Linked DNA regions of Homo sapiens: region 2 is linked to region 1. A link is an interaction called in ENCODE POLR2A ChIA-PET data of the cell type or tissue named here. Cell type or tissue: A673. All regions are shown on one strand. Links, peaks and the distances in the headings refer to the core of each region. The heading gives the core; the rest is flanking DNA.

What was found. Peaks named below come from ENCODE experiments on the same cell type or tissue, not always from the same donor. Only the 100,000 strongest peaks of a DNase experiment are listed, where the experiment ranks them.
Region 2: POLR2A ChIA-PET joins it to region 1 with 10 read pairs; 13 of 35 experiments call an interaction of 5 or more read pairs at or near these places.

What each region holds. Positions count from the first base shown.
Region 1 is chr9:113,596,989-113,606,921 of GRCh38, reverse strand. It overlaps RGS3 (regulator of G protein signaling 3), which reads right to left. Exons shown (of 23, transcript NM_001394167.1): 23 at 9,184-9,933. Among named protein-coding and RNA genes, the nearest start is that of RGS3, 140 kb to the right of the region's middle. RefSeq lists silencers at 4,610-4,689, 7,840-8,006 and an enhancer at 6,590-7,513. In A673, for the core only: no CTCF peak of the experiment used is centred there; DNase peaks (open chromatin) are centred at 3,981, 4,311 and 4,621; H3K27ac peaks cover 1,908 bases.
Region 2 is chr9:113,422,182-113,432,114 of GRCh38, reverse strand. It overlaps C9orf43 (chromosome 9 open reading frame 43), which reads right to left. Exons shown (of 14, transcript NM_001278629.2): 6 at 9,530-9,566; 7 at 8,617-8,789; 8 at 7,799-7,949; 9 at 7,039-7,096; 10 at 6,695-6,771; 11 at 6,385-6,472; 12 at 3,892-3,968; 13 at 3,152-3,215; 14 at 2,425-2,943. The coding sequence ends at 2,729. Among named protein-coding and RNA genes, the nearest start is that of C9orf43, 16 kb to the right of the region's middle. In A673, for the core only: no CTCF peak of the experiment used is centred there; no DNase peak of the experiment used is centred there.

The DNA of each region.
Region 1 (9,933 bases), core at 1,864-6,863:
AGCTTTATATGTAACAGCCCCACTACCTGTACAGCTCCTAGGGCTTAGTGGAAAGCTCTTAGACAACAAGGAAAGCATGATCCATTTTTTAAAAAGGACAAATTGTACTTCATCAACAGTCAAAACTTTTGCTCTGCAAAAGACACCGTTAGAAGGATGAAAAGACAAGCTACAGACTGAGCACATTATTCGCAAATCGTATATCTGACAAAGCATTCATACATAGACTGTATGCGCTCTCAAAACTCAACAGTAAAAAAAGCAAACAATCTAATTAGAAAATGGGCAGAAGACATGGAAAGACATTTCACCAATGAGGATATACAGATGGCAAATAGCACATGAAAAGATGTTCAGTATCACCAGCCATTAGGAAAATGCAAATTAAGACCCGGATGAAAATCACCACGTTATCTGTTAGAACAGCTAAAATAAAACACTGGGGCAACATTAAATGCTGGCAAGAATGCAGAAACATTGGATCTCTCATGGTACAGCTACTCTGGAAGATAGTTGGCAGTTTCTTAAAAACTAAACCTATACTTACTGTACAACCCAGCAATTGCACTCCTGGTCATTTATCCCAGTGAAATGAGAAGTTACATCCACACAAAACTCTCTCCACAACAGTTCACAGCAGCTTTATATGTAACAGCCCCAAACTGGAAATGACCAAAATGTCCCTCAAGAGGCAAATGGCTAAACGAACGGTTGTACATCCATACCACAGAATGTTACTCAGCAATAAATAGGATTGAACGCAACATAAATAGGATACCCACAACATCTTGGATGAAGCTCAAGGACGTTATACTGAGTGAAAAAAGACAATCTTAAAAGGTCACATACTGTACAATTCCATTTATATCACATTCTTGAAATGACAAAATTACATAGATGGAGAACAGATTAGTGGTTGCGAGGGGTTAGGGGTGGGGAATGGGTGTACCTATAAAAGGGTATCGAGGGAGGTCTTTGTGGTGATGGAATAGTTCCATGTCTTGATTGCGGTGGTGTTTATACAAATCTGCAGGTGATAAAATGACATAGAACTGTACATACGTATTGTCCCAATGTCAATTTCAATTTTTGATATTGTACTATAATTATGTAAGATGTGTTCATTGGGGCACACTAGGTGAAGGGTACATGAGACCTCGCTATACTATCTTTGCAATTTCCTGTGAATATATAATTATTTTAAACTTTAAAAGTTTAAAAAACACACACGTGCTTTCACTGCAGTGAGAACTTTCCCCAGGTAGACCCTGACCCTTCTGCCTCCAGGAAAAGTTACAGTGAGTAGTTCTGAGCCCAGCCCACAGGGAGGGGTCATGTCCCACCCAGCTCTTCCTAGGTCGGTTGACTACAGAAGCATAAGAGAGAATAAGTTATTGTTATTTGAGGCCAGTGTATTTTGGGGTGGGTTTTATTTATTTATTTATTTATCTTATTTACTTATTTTTGAGATGAAATCTTGCTTTGTCGCCCAGGCTGGAGTGCAGTGGCGCAATCTTGGCTCACTGCAACCTCCACCTCCTGGGTTCAAGCCTCAGCCTCCCATGTAGCTGGGATTACAGGCGTGTGCCACCACACCTGGCTAATTTTTATATTTTAGTAGAGACAGGGTTTCACCATGTTGGCCAGGCTGGTGTTTAACTCCTGACTTCTAGTGATCCGCCCCCTCCTCGGCCTCCCAAAGTGTTGGGATTACAGGCGTGAGCCACTGCGCCCGGCCTGGGGTGGTTTGTTTTGCAGCACTGTTGTATCAATAGTTAACTGACACATGCCCACTTGCCCCACTTCCTCTCCATAGCCTTACGAGAATGGATGTCTGTCATTGATGACAGTGGCGGAGACAGCTAGTCGTCCCCAACATCTGCTCAGCCTTTGTATTACCCCAGAGTAACAGAACCTCTGATTTTTATCTGGTCACATGGCTGTCTAGATTAACACTACATTTCTCAGCTTTCCCTCTTCTCATTTATTTACTTATTTATTTTCAGAGACAGGGTCTCACTATGTCACCCAGGCTTGAGTGCAGTGGCACCATCATAGCTCACTGCAGTCTTGAACTCCTGGGCTCAAGGGTTTCTCCCGTCTCAACCTCCTGAGTTCACTACCATGCCTGGCTGAGTTTTTTATTTTTTGTAGAGACAGGGTCTCACTATGTTATCCATAGTGAGGCTCCTAGTGAGGCTGGCCTCAAACTCCTGGCCTCAGGTGATCCTCCCACCTCGGCCTCCCAAAGTGTTGGGATTACAGGTGTGAGCCACTGCTCCCAGCCTCCTTCTAAACAAGTGTGGCCATGTGCTCAGTTCTGGCCAATGGGGTGTAAGGGAAAGTGTCATGTGACAGTTTCTGAGCACCTTCTCTAAGACATAACTGCAATTTACCTTTTACCCCCTCTTTCTTGGCCTCCAGCCTTGCGTGATGGCTGGAGCTCAAGCAGCCATCTTGGACAGGAAGTGGAAGCTACATTTTGAGGACGGCAAAGTAACAGACAAAATCAGGGTTCCTGATGATCACGAAAAGGCCATGCCAGCACTAGGCTGCTTCTACCTGAGTTTCCTTTATGGGAGAGAGAGAAACTTCTACCTTGTGTTTTTGTCACTTACAACAGAACTCAATCTTTACTCATGCAGTGGCTTCTTATCCAGACTTTTTGTTCATGGGCTTGTCCTGTGCAACCCACCATGCTAAGCAATATATGGCCTTTTATCCAATAAATAAGTATTTATTAAGCACCTACCATGCGCCAGGCACTGTGATTGATAAGCCTGGGGATACAGTGAGAAGACGGACAGGGTTCCTGCCCCAAGGGGCTTAAGCTTGAAAGGAAGAGACAGCGATGAATGAACATATGCGTGTGTGTAATTACAACCTGTGACAAGAGCCATGAAAGAGGAGGAGCAGGAGGCTTTGGGAGCAGTCAGCAGGGGCCCTCTTATAGTCAGGGTTATCAGGGAAGGCTTCCCTGAGGCAGTGACATCTAAACCAAGCTCTGGAGAAGAGGGGGAGGAATACAGCCTACTACTCAAGAGCACAGGCTTCAGAGCAAGCCCAGCCTGATACTGAGTACTGGGTAAACTGAGACCCAGAAAGTGAAGTAAGTTGCCCGAGTTTACACAACTAAGTGGAAGAGCTGGGAGTTCCCCTGAGCAATCTGTCCTCAGGCCTGGCCTCGGGGCACTAGGCTGTAGTGATTAATAATAATAGCTCTTAACTCCCAGGATTTTGGGGAGCATAAAAAAAGAAAATGTCAGTCAAGTACTTAGCACAGTGCCTGGAAAATATTAAATGTTAGCTATCATCCTCATCCTCCTCCTCCTCATCGTCATTAACTAAGGGAGCAGGGGAAAGAGTGTTCCAGGGAGGGAGGACTGCACGTGAAAGGCCCCAAATGGAAGGAAGCGTGGTGCATTCGAGGACCAGAAGGCAGACCAGCAGGGCTGAATGCAAATAGTTCACCCCTGCTTTTATTTGATCACAACAACTGTACTAGGTAACACCTATTATTAACTGGTTATAATCTCTTTAACTCTTTATAAATGTGGAAACAGTGGCCCAGAGAGGTTAAGCGACTTGCCGAAGGTCACGCAATAAAGAATCATCTGAACCTGGACTCAAGCCCAGGTCTGTCAGCCTCCAAAGCCCAAGCCCCCAGTTACCACCCTCCCCTTCCTTGGAATGGACAGAACTCGAGAGCAAGCCAGTTCCTGCTGCAATAGCACCTCAGAAGGAAAAGCTATACAGCCTGAGGCATCAGAGTCGGATGGCTCCTAGAGAGCACTTTGAACACGCCCCACCCATTTTTAAGATGGGGAAAGTGAGGCCCAGCGAGGAAAGGGACTTGCCACAGACAGATCGGCAGTGGAACTGGACTTATATTCCCAGACTGGAGGCTGTATTCCCCTCCAGTCTGGGGGCGGGCATCGGCTGTGCCTTGTTCAGGCCCTTCTTTTTTATATCTCCCTGGGGATAGCAAACTGAGCTGAATCCCCTGAGAGGGGTGGCTCCAGCAGGTGCTGTGTTTGTGTGTGCTGGGGGTAAAAAGTGGGGATGGACTTTGCCTCAAGGGCAGGAGCTTGTGAAAAACCAGCAGATCAGGTCCCCAGCCTGGCTGGAGGACACAGAGGGCAGTGTCCCCAGGGGCATGAACCCTGTAGACTGTGGAGCTCCTTGATAAACAGACTGCTCCATCCAAGTAGGCCTTCCAGTCCCCTGGGAAGCAGCTAAAAAGAGCCCTAGCAACTCGAATACACAGCTCACATACACTTGTGCATACGCACGCACGTGCACACACACCCCGCCGCGTACAGAGGCAGCTTGGCCTGGATCCCAGCCCCCCACACCCCCACAGAGCACCATCTGCCCCTTCCGAAGGTCCTCACGCAGGAGGAAAAGCTGGATTCTCCTTGTGTGTCAAGAGAAGAAGCCAAGGACCAGAGCAGAGAGGGGCCTCATCCAGGGTCACACAGAGGTTTGGGACAGATCTGAGCTCAAAGCCCAGAACTCCTGACTGCCAGGCCAGCTACCTGATGAGGCAGATGCTATTTGGTTGCCTTTGAAACAGCAGGCAGGCAGGACCCCGCTGAGCCCATGTGGAACCTAGGGCCCAAACCCCGCCCCCTTGGGGCCCTGCCCATGTCGTGTCATTGAGTCACTGCCTTGGAGCAGATGCGGGGGCAGCTTCCTCCTGCACAGCTGGTTGGGGCTTGGCCCGACAGTGCCTCCTGGACCAGCCTCCCTCCCTCTGCCCCGCAGGGCACACTCCCTCTGTGCCTGGCCTTGTGCTGAGGGTTCACACATATTCGTAAACCTGCCAAGTCCACGCGAGTCCCAGGAGGTGGAATTATTATTCCCATTTCATAGTTAAAACAACAGAGGCTCGGAGAGGTAAAGCAACTTGTCACACAGTTCTGAGAACTGAGATTCCTTGCAGGACCGGACATCCGCACATTCATAAACTCACCTATTCCTCGGACTTCCTTAGAAAAATTCTGCCCACAAGCCAAAGAGAACCAGCATCAAAAGCCCCCATCTGCAACTCCAGCTGAACCACTAAGTCTCACAGACTGGCTGCAGGTGTGGATTCTTTTGGAAAGCCCTGGCTGAGGCTGCCTGGAAGTCAGGGATAGAGGTCCCCATCCCTGTTCAGCCATGATGGGCTGTCCACTTTCTCTGAACCCTAATTTTCTCATTTGTAAACTGAAAATAATACTCAGCCCTTCCTCCCAGGGCTTTGTGAGGATCGATGGCAATGAGGCATGGAATGCGTGGTGTGTGCCTCTGCGTGGTCCTGGCTCCTATATCTACCTGCCACCTGGCACTGCCCTCCCCACCCCCAGCCATGCCTCCACTCTCTTCTGTACCCGGCAGATGGGATCAGTCCCACAGCTGTTCCTCAATCCCCCACTGCCTCCTCCCACCCAAGGAAGGGGGCACCACTTTCCTCCTCCCTTCCCTGGCTAGGGAGAGGACAGGCAAAGCCAGATGTTCCACAAATGTTGCCAGTTGTTAGCAAAACAACAACCAACAGGTGGCTTCTTTGAGACCCCTGTCAGGTCCATTGCTTGAGGGCCTGAGAGCTCTGAGGGAGCGGTGGGGCTGTGGAGGAGTCGCCAGGAGCCTGAGGTTTGGGCAGGAAGGGAGGTGAAGCAGAGAGGCCTTCAGGGGTGGGATGTCAGTGGGAAGAGTTTGGGGAGGGGACAGTAGGTTAAGGGACAAGGGGGTGCAGAGGCAGGGAGGTAGGGTGGGGAGCTGAGAGTTTGGTGCAAGCGAGAGGAGCAGGGAGGAGTGAAGCTGGAGAATCTGGTGGGTCCAGAGGTGGCTGCCTGGGCAGGAGACCTGCAGGGGTAGGACTAACCTATCCCTCCTTCCCCACCCTGCCCCAGGACCCGACTTCAGATGGAGAGAACTTTGGAACCCCCAAGGGGCTCCCAGGCCCTCCTGAGCTCCATCATGGAAGGAATCAAGCAGAAACTCTGGGGTCCTAAGTGCTGGGCAGCAGTTTAGACTCAATGGTCTCTTCCAAGCTGGAGAGTCTGGGAGGTCATAGCTGGCCCAAGACAGGTCAAGAGAGCACGTCACTCACATGGCAGAGGCCGAGAGCATGAGGGACTTGACTCTCCCACCAGGAGCCTGGCTGCAGTTGGCACCTCGGCAGCTATCATCCAACTGAGTGGCACCCCCTCCTGCTGGCATCCAACTGAGTGGCACTGCTGTGCCCTCTTGCCTCTCCACCCACCACAACCTATTTGCCAGCTGACCCCAACTGCTCCCAGCAGGGCCAAGACTGGGCAGCAGTACGGGAACAGGCTGTTTCTCACTTACTCCCTGGAATTGGCTGGCTTTGTCCTCCAGCAAAACTGTTCCTGGAAGGACAAGGATCTGGGGTCTGAGACCAAAGGCCCCCCCCATCTTCTCAGGCCTGGGCAAGTGGAGAATGTGACCTGTGACCTTGAATAATGAGATCGCTAACAGCAGCTCACGGTTATGAAGCACCTACCCCACGCCATGCACTGAACTAAACTTGTTGCATGCACGACCTCGCTTAGTCATTGCAACTCTGGGGTAAGTGCCAATGCGCACAATTTATAGATGAGAAAGCGGAGGGAAGGAGAGGGTACATGACTTCTTCAAAGGTTTGCAGCCATTAGTAAATGGTGGAGCCAGAGACTGAGCCCCAGAGCCTGACTCCAAGGCCCTTCAGCTCTACAGTGAAGAGTGCTGCTTCCCTTCCCTCCCCTCAGTCTTCCCATCTGTGGGATGGGGAGGAGCTGGTTGAAATGACATCACAGCTCTGTGATCCCACGTTGACCGCCTGGAATTGCCAGAGACTAGAGAGCACTGCTCCTTCCTCTCCTGTGAAAGAAAATGGGAACCAGCCCAAATGACACTGTACAGATGAGGCAACTGAGGCCTAAGCGGGCAGAGAATGTACCCAAGGTCCTCCAGGGAGCCCAGGCAGGGCCCAGGGCAGGGGGACCCAGACGCCTTTCTAGTCTGCCCTCCAGCTGCTCTGCACAGCCAAAGCCACTCGGAGGCCAAGGGAACCAGGGTGTGAGTAATGGAAACCAGGCAGTGGGGCCTTCCGAAATGGGAATTCCATCTGCCTGACTTTGTTCTCCCGGACTTTGGTTTCCATGGCAACTCTGGGAACCAGGAGGTTGGGAAGGTGGAAGAGGGAAGGCCTGGCCCTAAACTGAATCCCTAGAATATAAAGAACTGGAAAGGTGGGTCTCCTTGTGGACCCAGTGGCTCCTCCCAGCAGAAGATGCGAGAGAGGCCAGGTCAGGCAGGGAAGTCCTGGGCTCAGACCCAGTACTGCCTCTACCATTTTGGGGGAGTAGGGAGTAGTATTATAGTCTTCCCTGGGCCCCAGTTTTCCCAGCTGTCAGGTCCCCAAATCTCAGGCCTGGAAAAAACCTGGAAGGTGCCCTTGTTCAGAATTAGAAGCACGACTCTTCCCAGGCCCTTCCAGCCTCTGTGAGACACTGAATCTCTACAGTGGGAAAGCTCTTCACAGTTTATAAAGCCCAATGACACTCATTGCCAGGTCCTGGAGAAAGACCCAGCACCACTCCTGGAGGGGCTCACCCTCTGGTGCCAACATGTATCAAGCACCTACGGTATACCTGGCCCCAGGTTAGGACCTTTCTGCAGAACTGGCTCACTGGCTGTTCATCCCAGCACTGAGAAGACAATAGAATCATCCCCATTTTTGCAGGCTCAGGGATGGGCAGTGACTTGCCAAGGTTACAGAGCAAGTCAGTAGCAAAGACAAGACTCAAACCCAGGATTGCCTGATTCCAAAGCCTTTGGAGACAGAAAAACCCATGCCTGACTCAGTACGGGCTAGTCAAGGAGAGGCCACGGCTGCCGGGGAGCAGAGGGAAGGGGGTTCTCTGCTGACCTAGGCTACTGTTGTTGCACAGAAGATTCTTCCAAATGGGTTTCAAGGGTGAGCAAGCATTAGGGGTCCCATTTGCAAGCGGGGCAGGAAAAGTCAGGTGTGGTCAGAGCGGCAGTCAGACAGCCCACCTCTTCCTCCTGATGAAGCCCTGCTCAGCTTCTGCTCCACACCCAGGCCCTGGCTCTAGTCCCCTGTAACCCTGAAGAGGGCTCAGTCCAACTCCCTGAAGGCCTCCAGAGACCAACAATTCTGATCCTCTCACTGTGCAGAGGGGCCAACAGGGCTGGCCTTGCCCAGGGAGATGAGTAAGGGGAGGCAGGGAGGAGGGAGCTGTACAGCCCCATGTCGTCTGCAGCTCCAAGTCTGCAGGACCCCAGGCAGGGAACAAGATCCAAGGAGACGGGGCCCAGCTCCTCCTGCATCAACTCCATCTAGCTTAATCTAAGACAGCCCTGCTGAGCCAGACCCCACCCTGGGCCATGCCCTGGCCCCTGGGAGGTTATATATGTGGGGTCAGCTTTGCCTTCAGCTTGGCCTGGACTCTGGGCCTCTTCTGCCCACTTCTAGGCAAGTGGCCCAGGTCCTCCCTTGAAGGATGCCCTGGGCCTTTCCTAAACTCGCATCTTCTGTTAGGTAGGAGGGGAAACAAAGGCACAGTGGGGAAAGCCTTACCCAGGGCCACAGAAAGACTCTGTGAGTCCTATCTCCTGTCTCCACAGCTGTTCCTTCTGCCCAGAGGCCTCCATAAGCCCACCACCACCCTTCCTGAGATTCTGGCCCCGTCTACCTTCACCAGCCATCCCTGCACCACGTGAAAGTTCTATTCAAACCTCAGGGTGTGGCGAGGCAGAGAATTGAAGGAACTTGCTGAAAGACATGTGGCCAGCTGGCGATAAGCAAGGACTCCATCCTGTAGCCGGCAGAGCCCAGGCTTTGCAGACAGTCAGACTTGGGCTGAACCCCTGCCACCTGCTGGCTACGTGACCTTCCCTGTCTGTGCTTCCATCTCCTCATCTGTAAAATGGGGATAAGCCCTACCTCCCAGGCTTGGGGAGGAGATGCAGTGACCACTAGGATGAGTGGCACAGTGCCTGGCACAGAGGAAGGCATGGGAGAGCAGCCCTCACCAGTGTATCAGTGTATCGGGCTCCAGGATGGGGGCAGGTGATGGCAAGAGAGCAGTGGCTGAATCAACAGCCCAACGACCAACCCTCCCAGCCCCAGCCACCCTGGGAAGGCTCAAGACCAGGAACACACAAAAAGGGTCAAGAACAAGAAATAACACAGGCCTTTTATTTGCTCCAGAACTTGGCTACTGTGTGGTCTGAGGGTGCCATGCTTTCCCAAAGCCCCCGAGGGACACTCCACCCAGGGGGTGCCAGATCTCTGTGTGTAGCCAGACTGCAGTGTCCCCCCAGGCTGCCTTAGTCCAGAAGGCCAGCTGCCTGCCACCGGTGCCCGGGACGAGCATATCCCCTGAAGCTGGAGAATGGTGTCCACCTTTGCATGGCAGCTTCTCCCAAGGCATTGGCTAAAATATTGCACTTGTAAATCAGGAAAACTGATGAGGCAAGGGTTTCCTATTACAGGACGACGTGCCAAGCATCCAACTACTATTTAAATAAATAAAACTCAAAGTGGGGGTCTGAGCTGCAAGCTCCAATGGCCCTCTAGGAGGGCCCGAGAGCCCAGGCCTGGACCTCCTGCCCCATCAGCCAGTTCTTTAAGGAACTTGGTCAACGCGAAGCCTCCGCGGTCTCCGCAGCAGGGAGCAGCAGCTCCAGATCTGGCTTGGCCAGGGCCCCTGACCTGCCAGGGTCTTGGGCCCCCTCGTACCGGGGCAGTGGGGACCCCACGGGGCCCATCCTTCTACTCCTCCAGTAGCCTGGGCCTCTCTTGGTCCAGGCCTCGCTTCCGTATGTCTATCCGTCTGTCCAGAGACACAGCCTCTGGGGGCTTGCTTGCCCCCTCCGTCACAGGGGGCAGGGAGGCAGGTGGGCAGGGGACCCAGCCCG
Region 2 (9,933 bases), core at 1,997-6,996, 170 kb after region 1:
AGGCCAAGATGGGAGGATTACTGGAGCCCAGGAGTTTGAGACTAGCCTGGGCAACATAGCAAGACACCATCTCTACAAATAATAAAAAAAAAAAAATTAGCCAGGCATGGTGGCGCATGGCTGTGGTCCCAACAATTTGAGGCAGGAGGATCATCTTAGCCCACGAGGTCGAGGCTTCAGTGAGCCGTGATCGTGCCACTGCACCCCAACCTGGGTAACAGAGTGAGACCCTATGTCAAAAAAAAAAAAGAAAGAAAGAAATTTTTGAGTGTATCAACCAAATACAATTTATGGGCCTTATTTGGATTCTAGTTTGAAGGTATCAACTGTGAAAAGAAATTAATAATAGAGGGAAATTTGAATTTGCCTGGATATTTGATATTAAGCAGCTATGATTAATTTTCGTAGTTATTTTTAACACTTTTCTTTTAGAAGTGTATGCTGAAATATTTATGGATAAAAATGACCTTTGCTTCAGATAACCTTGTTCAGGATGGGGGTGTGTGTATATGAAACAAGATTGGTCACAAATTGATAATTCTTAGGTAATGGACACATGGGATCTCATTAACTTTTATATGTTTCCAACTTTCCTGATTATAAAAAACATGGAGCCAGCATCCCTGGGACCCACATTAATCAATTACAGAGGAAGACAGACAGCACACCAGGAAGGAGAGGAAGTCAGACTCTGGTTAAATATGATGATGAATAACCTACCATTGTTTCTGGAGAATGAGGTGAGAGAACAGCAGACTGGAATAATGAAAAGAGCTCTGACCTAGCACTAGGAGACCCAGATTCCAGCTTAGCCCCACTTCCCAGCTCATGAGCTCAGTCAAGACAAATCCCCTCTCTGAGCCTTGCTATCCTTACCTTTAAAATGGGACTGCAAATTAATGATCTCTACATTGTGGGGTTAAATTCTTCCTCCTTAAAATTTGTCCCAAATGATGGCTCTGGACAGTCCTAATGTTTTGCAGGACTCAGGATAAGTGTACAAAAACAGGTCTACTAACCATGTCTGAACATTTAAAAACTATAAATTAAGCTAACAAATTGTTAAATAAAACATGTTCTAACTTGCTACCTTGACCAGTATACCTTCATGATCTAGAAAGCCAGGTTCATTCAAAATCCACAGATTCCTTGAGGTTCCACACTAACATGCAGCACTAGAAGAACCAGCCCTCACTTCTCATCCCCATGATCCCATCCTTACTGGGAAAGGCAACAAATGCTGATACCCCAGTCTATCTGTCCAAGCTCTGGGCACATCCCTCTCCAAATACCCTCCTCTTACCCCCTTGAACCCAGCAGCACACACACTGGTGGGATAGTCCACTCTTGGGAGATGGACCCACAAAAGAGGCCTGCAGAAGCCATGGAAGTAGGCAAGAGGCCACTGGGCAGGGAATTCCAGGGTTCCAAATACCAGGAACAAAGTCTAAAAGGGGAGTCACAGACTCCAGCTAGGTGTACGTCCACTTGGCTCTGCAGATTTCTCTGCCGTGAGGGGCAGCACAGCCAGAACACCAGAGGACTTTCTAAAGCACGGGGCCAAGGGCCTTCCTTGCCCAGATCTAAGATACTGAATACATCAAAGTTTCATTATATTATTCTCTTTCCTTTTACGTAATTTTGAAATTTTTACATTATATCTTTTTAAGGACTAAAACATGAAAAAAAAAAAACCTCCAAAACCAAGTTAGAAGTTCTCTCAGACTCTGAAATTCTGAGCCTTTATGAGCATCACTGAAACTTTCCTGTGCAGACTCAGTTCCTTAGAAACTAGAGCTTTTTGCCGGGTGCGGTGGCTCACACCTGCAATCACGGCACTTTGGGAGGCTGAAGTGGGTGGCTCACCTGAGGTCAGGAGTTCGAGACCAGCCTGACCAACATGGAGAAACCCCCATCTCTACTAAAAATACAAAATTAGCCAGGCATGGTGGCGTATGCCTGTAATCCCAGCTACTCGGGAGGCTGAGGCAGGAGAATCGCTTGAACCCAGGAGGCGGAGGTTGCGGTGAGCCGAGATCATGCCATTGCACTCCAGCCTGGGCAACAAGAACAAAACTCCATCTCAAAAAAAAAAAGAAAGAAACTAGAGCTTTTGGCTGGGCACAGTGGTTCATGCCTGTAATCCCAGCACTTTGGGAGGCTGAGGAGGGAGGACTGCTTGAGCCTAGGAGCTTAAGACCAGCGACACAATGAACATTATTTGATAACAATGTAGATCCCATCTCCAAAAGAAACCATTTCTAGGGAATGAGAGGAAAATCTAGGGAGCATCATGGCAGCTCCCATGAGCCAAATTCAGCCTCCTACAACTGGAAACCTTTCAGAACTTCAGAGATAAGAGTGACCCAGAAAACAGATACCAAGAAACATCTTTCCCTTCCTCCTAGAAACAGAAAATAAGTCTTTTGATTGAAAAGCAGTTGTGTTTAATCACCAAAATTATTCTGACCCTAATGGAAAGGAAATAATCTAAATTTAAAAAGGCTGGGGATTTTTCTCCTACATTTATTTTAGAGGCAAGTAGAGGTGAACAAAGAAAATGGAATCCCTAAGCTCAGAGCTCAGGCCCTGGTAAAGGCTCCAGAGAGCAGAAGCCCCTCTCCTCTTGCCCTTATGTGAAACGTTGCTGCCCTCAGGATACCAGCCATCCCGCTTTGGAACACGGCTGCCCCAGGGGATGCCTTCAGTCTATTCCTCCAGAGGCTTCTCACTCTGCCCCAGAGGACTGGTCCTCCTCATCCTCATCATCAGTGTCCTGAAGAATCCTAAGTAGTTTGAGCTCAGAGTTCCAGCCTGTGCTAGCCATAATTTCTGAAAAGTTAAAGGAGATCTTCTTTTGCCTGGCAGCCTGGGCTTCTGGCACAGCGTCCACTGGAGCACTAATGTCCTTGTTAGTGGGTTCTGTTTCATACAATTCAGGACCTAAAAGAAGATGCAGTCATTAATTGCACCTGTAAACTCCTCTCAACTACAACAAATGGAGGACAGAAAAGGAAAAATGGGGTGTTTTTAGGACTTCTCTGAGATAGAGGAACTGTGCCTTCAGGGAGGTAAACTATCCTGGTCAACACAGGTTCAACTCTCCCTATCCTCAGTCACTTACTAAGGTTCCTCTACTCTAGTAACTTACTTTTTACACTGTGGTGGAAATCCGCATGGTCATAGTAGTTCATCTTTGGTCTCTCCGTGGAATCCTGAAATTCATTGGGGTATAAGGAAATTTGAATCAAGACTTTAGGAAACTAAAAGGATTTTTCTAAAAGATGCTTCTCTTGGAGAAATTAACATCTAAGATGAGCCAGAGACCCACCTCTTGGGACTGAAGAGAAGCTTTTACCACACGTTCTTTGCCCTCCATGCTGTCCAAATGAACCTAGAACCACTCCTTCCCATTCCCTGCAGTCAACTAAGGGCAGACGGCCTCCAAAGATGGCTTCCAACAATTCCTCCCATTCTGGTATGCACATGCTGTTCCTCCCATCAGGAGATAGGGCCTATTTCTTCTCTTATTTACTCTCTGGGATGGACTTGTGGCTTCTTTGGCCAAGAAAATGTGGCACAAGTAACACTGTTTTAGTTCCAGGCCCATCCCTTAAGAAACTGCTTTCATGAAACTGCTTTCATGAGACTACTATGCTATCAAAAAGCCCAAATAAGCCACATGCAGAGGCCTCAGGAAGGAAAACCAGCAACTTGGCCAACAGCCTCAGCCCAGCTGCATTAAGTGACCTCAAGCAGGAGAAGAACAACTGTCCAGTCAACCCACAGAATCATTAGCAATAGCAAATCATTATGGTTAAGCTTTGGGGTTGTTACATAGTAATAGATAACTGAAACTGGGTCCTAGCAGAGGCCTTGGTACACTCTCACCTGTTTCGAAGTGGTTCCTTTTTCCATCTGCTGCTGCTGCTTCATGTCACTGTTCTGACCTGGCAGAGTTCTGTAACCTAGTAACCAAAGAGTCCATTCAATCTTCCTCTTATTACCATATCATACCCTATTTGGGGGCTTCTAGGTGACCCCTAGTCTACAAGTGACTCTGCATCCAGGAAAAGACAAGACCTTGATGGCAGGTAAAAGGTAGTTAGACCTTCTGAGTTCTACTTGAGATTCTGCTCACCTGGGACTGTAACTTCATCTATTACAGAATTAGAGATTACGCTCAAGTGTGTGTTAAAAGACCCAGGATTCCTCCAAGAAACCCTAATCTACTTTTTCACAGCATATGAATACTCCTCTTACCAGAATGTGACTCATCTTCTTGCGCCATCCCTCATGTACCCATAAACAAAGCAAAAACAAAAACCTCTAGTTTTATGTTTCTTTTGCATCAGCTGCTTCCCCAACTAGTCCCTAGGTAGATTCATTCATTCTTTTCTCAATCTCCCTTTCCCTAAACAAACATCTTCCAAGCTGCCACCAGAGGTATTATGCTAAATTATAGCATTTCCATGGACTCCCTACCAGCACTGGTTCTCACCTTAGCTGTACACTGGGAGAAATGAAGAGCTTTAAAAAACAAACAAACAAAAAACACTGAGGCCTAGTTCCTACCATCAGAAATTCTGACTTAATAGCTGGGACACAGTCTGAGTATTAGAGTTTTAAAAGCTTCTTGGCTGGGCGCAGTGGCTCACGCCTGTAATCCCAACATTTTGGGAGGCCGAGGCGGGCAGATCACCTGAGGTTGGGAGTTCGAGACCAGCCTGACCAACATGGAGAAACCCCGTTTCTACTAAAAATACAAAATCTTAGCCAGGCGTGGTGGTGCATGCCTATAATCCCAGCTACCGGGGAGGCTAAGGCAGGAGAATTGCTTGAACCTGGACCCAGAAGGCAGAGGTTGTGGTGAGCCGAGATCACACCATGGCACTCCAGCCTGGGCAACAAGAGCGAAACTCCGTCTCAAATAAATAAATAAATAAAAGCTTCACAATTGGTCTTAGTGTACAGTCAAGGCGGAGCACCACTGGCCTGGATGATAAAGGTCAAAAGACTTAGCAGTCCATACAAGCCCCTGCCTACCTCTTTGGTGTGATAGACCACTCTCCCTTAAATACCCAACCCCACAACCACACTCAACTGCTCAGTGTTTCCTGAGCAGCTGTGATCCTCCTAGATGCCTTTGCACAGGCTATTCCCTCTCAAGAGTTCTTTCCCATATCAGGAAAACTCCCACACATACTCAAGATTCAATGCAAAAATCATCTCTTCCATAAAGCCTTTCTCAACTCAGTGAGGACAGGCCACTGCTCTATGAACATGACTCACAGAGGCACCCCAGTCACCCAAGCAAAATTGCTCCTATTGGAGGCATTGGGAAGGGGTACAAAAGGCACCAGAACGGAATTCAGGGGAGTGGTAGTGGTCACCCTAGATGGAGTGTTAACCTTGGATACATCACCTCCTGCCCGGGGCCAAGCCCTGATTCTGTCCACCTCCCATAAGAAGGGCAGGAACCTTCCAACCTTCAGGTTAGAGCAGATCATTGGCATCAGACAACTAAGTGAGATGGGAAGGAAAGCAAGAGGGCAACATCCTTCTCAGGAAACCTCATCTCAGCCCTCCCAGTGCCCCAGGATTGGAGAGCTCTTTCTGATGATTAAACAGTTGTTTTCATATTAAAGTCAGCAATGTCCAGTCTGAGACGGGCACAACGATCCTCCAAAGTTTGGGGGGATTCTTTCTCCCTCCTCCCATTCTCCACTCAAGTTGAAAAATTTTGGAGGGATAGGGGTAAGTATATGCCTGAGCTCAGACATAATAACGACTCCAAAAAGGGGAGATGTCCATTCTTGTGTCCAGCATGAGCACTGGAGCAAAAGAACTGCCTGACAAGAGTTGGCTCCCTGACTCCTGGATGGGGCTAGACAATGTGTTGATTTTAACGTGAGGCTCCAGAGACTCTCTACCTTGTGGCAGGAAGGTTAGGGGGCCCCAGAGCTCTGCTTCCTTAGAACTCTTTTGGGGTTCTAGTGAGGGGCCCCAGCTCTCCCTGCCTCATTGGAAAATGGGCCCTCAGGGTTTTCTCTTCAGTAACCTGGGCTTGTTCCTCTCCTGATCCTCAAAGTGCTCTGCCTTTTCTAAGGTAGAACCTGAGGAAAAGATGACTGGGATTCATGTTCATGGTCATCTTTCAAGCCCTCATGTGAAGCAGACATCTGGCTCAGCTTGTTTGTTTAGCAAATTTATGAGGGAAGGATGGTGCATGAGAGACCAGACAGACTGAAGCATTCCAAGAAACTCTGAGTGCCTGACAAAGGCAGGTCTCAAAATGACAAGAGCATGTTTAGCTTTTCCTGCCCTCAGATACCTACCCCTCAGGGATCCTATCACCCCCAACCAAGCATATATTCCCCTTACCATAGAGACGGTCATGAACGGTGGTAACTGGATGTTTATGTGAAGTGCTCTGGATCCCTGGATCACTCTTGGCTTTCTTTTTAGCCTCCTGAAACCCACATCAGGAGGAACAAATTAGGATTTTTGGAAGTAAAGAAAACTTTTTTCAAAAGGAATATCAAAAAGAAGGAATTTAACATCTACAACCAGACAAGAACTTTTTATCTATAACCAGATAGAAAACAAGGAGACCCCCACCTTTCATACATCCCTTCCCATTCCAGGCTGTAGACCTCTCCCAGTCCCAGCAAGCCCCTCACTGCCACTCTACCTGTTTCTTAATAGGTGTTTTCACCTTCTTCTGTTGCTGCTGCTGCTGCTGCTGCCGCTGCTGCTGTTTCCTGTAACCTGGTGACCAGAGAGCCAGCTTGATCCTCTTCTAACAGCCCCCTCTCTCCCACTGGAATGCCTGCTGTGCCTTCCTTCACAATGGTGACTCCCTGGTAAGGACCAAGCCAGAGGGGCTGCTTCCTGAAACTATTGTTTCCTGAGTTCTACATGTGACCCTGTATGACTGTGGCCACAAATATAACTGAATTGGACCACGTTAAAGTATGAGAAATGTGGGCTAACAGAAAATGGTGCTTAGAGATCCAGCAGCAACAGCAAATCTACCTTCTGTCTTCAGGTTATGTAATTTCTTCAAACGTTCAGGATATCGCAGTGCTGGTCTCTGGAGAAAGAAAAAAGAAAAAGAAAAGCTCTACTGCAGGTCTTTCCCTTTCTCCAAATGTATCCCCCAAATGCGTTTATTCATCCAGTCAACAAGCACATTTTAAGAACCCAGTGTTTTGCAGCATTGTACCAGGGGCTACGGAGGAAGGGAAAAGGTGTGGGGAACAAAGTGCAGAAGAAATAGAGAACATGGCCAGGCATGGTGGCTCATGCCTGTAATCCCAGCACTTTGGGAGGCTGAGGTGGGCAGATCACCTGAGCTCAGGAGTTCGAAACCAGCCTAGGCAACATAGTGAGACCCTGTCTCTACAAAAAATTAAAAATTAGCCAGCCATGGTGGCGCACACCTGTAGTCCCAGCTACTCTGGAGGCTGAGGTAGGAGGATGACTTCATCCCAGCAGGTCAAGGCTGCAGTGAGCCATGATCAACCACTGCACTACACCCTGGGTGACAGAGTGAGACCCAGTCTCTCAAAAAAGAAAAAAAAAAAAAAAAGAAAGAAATAGAGAACATTGCTCTCTCAACACTTCCCCATCGACTGGCTTTTACATACATAGAGCCCAGCCTTCTCTGGGGCATGGGTTCAGAGTGGAAAGGCAGAAGGGAGATAAGGAATAGAATGTCAACTCTTCCAGATTTGAGGAGAGATGGGTTTGAATTTTCACATAGGCTTCTTCCCTGCTGTTTCCTAGCTCTTACTTCCAGGGTGAGGCGGTGTATAGATAGAAACATCTTAGAAGAAATCACACTGTCAGGTCGGTTCTTTTCCAAGGGAAGATTCTTTTTCATCATGGCCAATTTTATCTTCATCTCTGGACAGAGCATGGTTTGCTTTCCACCTGGCAAAAGTCTGAAGGGGACAGAGGACAGCCAGACAGTCAGCAACAGCTCTTCCCGGAAAGCATGGCTGAGGAGAAAGAGATGTAAAGGGCTCCAAGAAATTTCCACTTTGGGTCTGAAAAGGCCTGTACCAACAAGTGTTCATTTGGTAACACTTTTCTGATGCAACTACGATCATCATAGCTGCATATACTCAGTGCTGATTCTATGTCAGGCTCATGTGCTTTTACAACACCTGAGAACAGATATTACTCCCACTTTGCAAATGAGGAAAATGAAGCTTTAAGAGGCTAAATACATTACCAAAATTCATATAGCCAGTTAAGTTTCAATGTAAAATTCAAAGGTCATCTCACTGCAGACCACATATTCTGCCTACCACTTATTCATAATTCACCTATAAAAAGAAGACAGTGATAGTGCCTACCTCCTAGTGCAAATTTAAATGAAAGTACATGTGATATGCCTAGCACAGGGCCAGGCAAATGGTAAGTGTGACAAATGGTGGTGGTTATGATGGTCATCCCTGCCTGTTGGTAAGTCCAAGAGTTCAGTAAACAAATCGGGGTGATAGTTTTCTCCCAGTCCTACTCAGAAAAAGCACACTGTTTAGACCCATCCCAGCTTCAGTAAAAAGCAGGTGCTCTGGCTCTCCCACAGACCTACATGATACTTACTCCTTCAGTAGATCCTGAGGTAACGCTTCGGATTGAGCCCAGAGAGGTAGGAAATCTGAACTGAATTGTTCAGACAATTGCACTGGGGTTGGGGGAGGCACGATCATCCCTGGTGTTCCTACTCGTGTTCCTGCGGACTGATTTCCAGAGAGACCCAGAAATGACTTGCTTTTCTGGAAGAGAAACAATGGAAAGAATTCTCCAAAGCATTCTTTTTAGCCTAGTCCTTTCCATCAACATTCTAGCCTCTCAACACTACCCTGGCATGTACTCCAGCCATGGTTGCCTCCTCTGAACGATGAGGGCCGCCACATGTTTCCCTCTCAAGCTCCCAACTCTGTTGTTGTATTCAGATCATACAGGGATTCGTTGTTTTGTTTCATTTTCCAGAAAGGTCATTCGTTTACTCACTCAACAAACTGAACAAAAATTTATTGTCTAATTATGTGTCAGGCACAGGGCTAGGGATGGGGATTCAGCAATGAACAAAATGAACCAAGACACTACTCTCATGGACATAGCAGTCTTACAGTGACTTATCCAAGGTCACATTTACTCATAAATGGTACAATTAGAGTTAGAAGCCCAGGTCTTATAACCCCTAGTCCATTGAAATTCTATATGATCACGTTGGGGATTCGTTTTTAATTGACCAAAAACTCCCCCCCTGAACACGCAACAGTTCCTCCTATTATCTCAAGGTGCTCTTCATCTCCCTATAGGAAGGAGACAGAAAAAAGGAGTCTCTGAATAGAGAATGGTTTGGTTAATTATTCCTAAAGAAGGGTTTTCTTTAGCAGATTTGGATCATTTCAGGAAAGAACGGGGGTAAGGTGGAGGAGACCTGAAAGGAAAACAAAATAAACTCTACATAGCAATATTATAAAGGTTTGCACAAAAACATCAAACTCACCACTGCCGAGTTCTTTCTTTTCTTCTTCCCATGCTGGCTGGAGAAAAACAAAACAAAACAAAACAAAACATGCTTCTCAGCTGGACTTGAAATAAGAGTAAGCACAACTTATTCCCAGATATCTTAAACAGAAGCTCCAAGGATATTTGTGAATGATGACCACAAAGATTCCTATCTTTGATCAGTACTCAAAGATAGCTGGTTGGGAACCCAGCAGTAACTGCTGCCCAAGTACCTTCTGCTAAAAAGACCCCCCATCCTCATATCTAAATTAGGTTTCCCATTATTCTCTCAGGCAATCCGGTTACCTACTTTCATAGCATGAATCCAAATTAGAAATGATATATGTAGGTGTGGTTATGTCTGTAATGGCTGACTCCCCCTGACAAGGCTCCAACAGGACA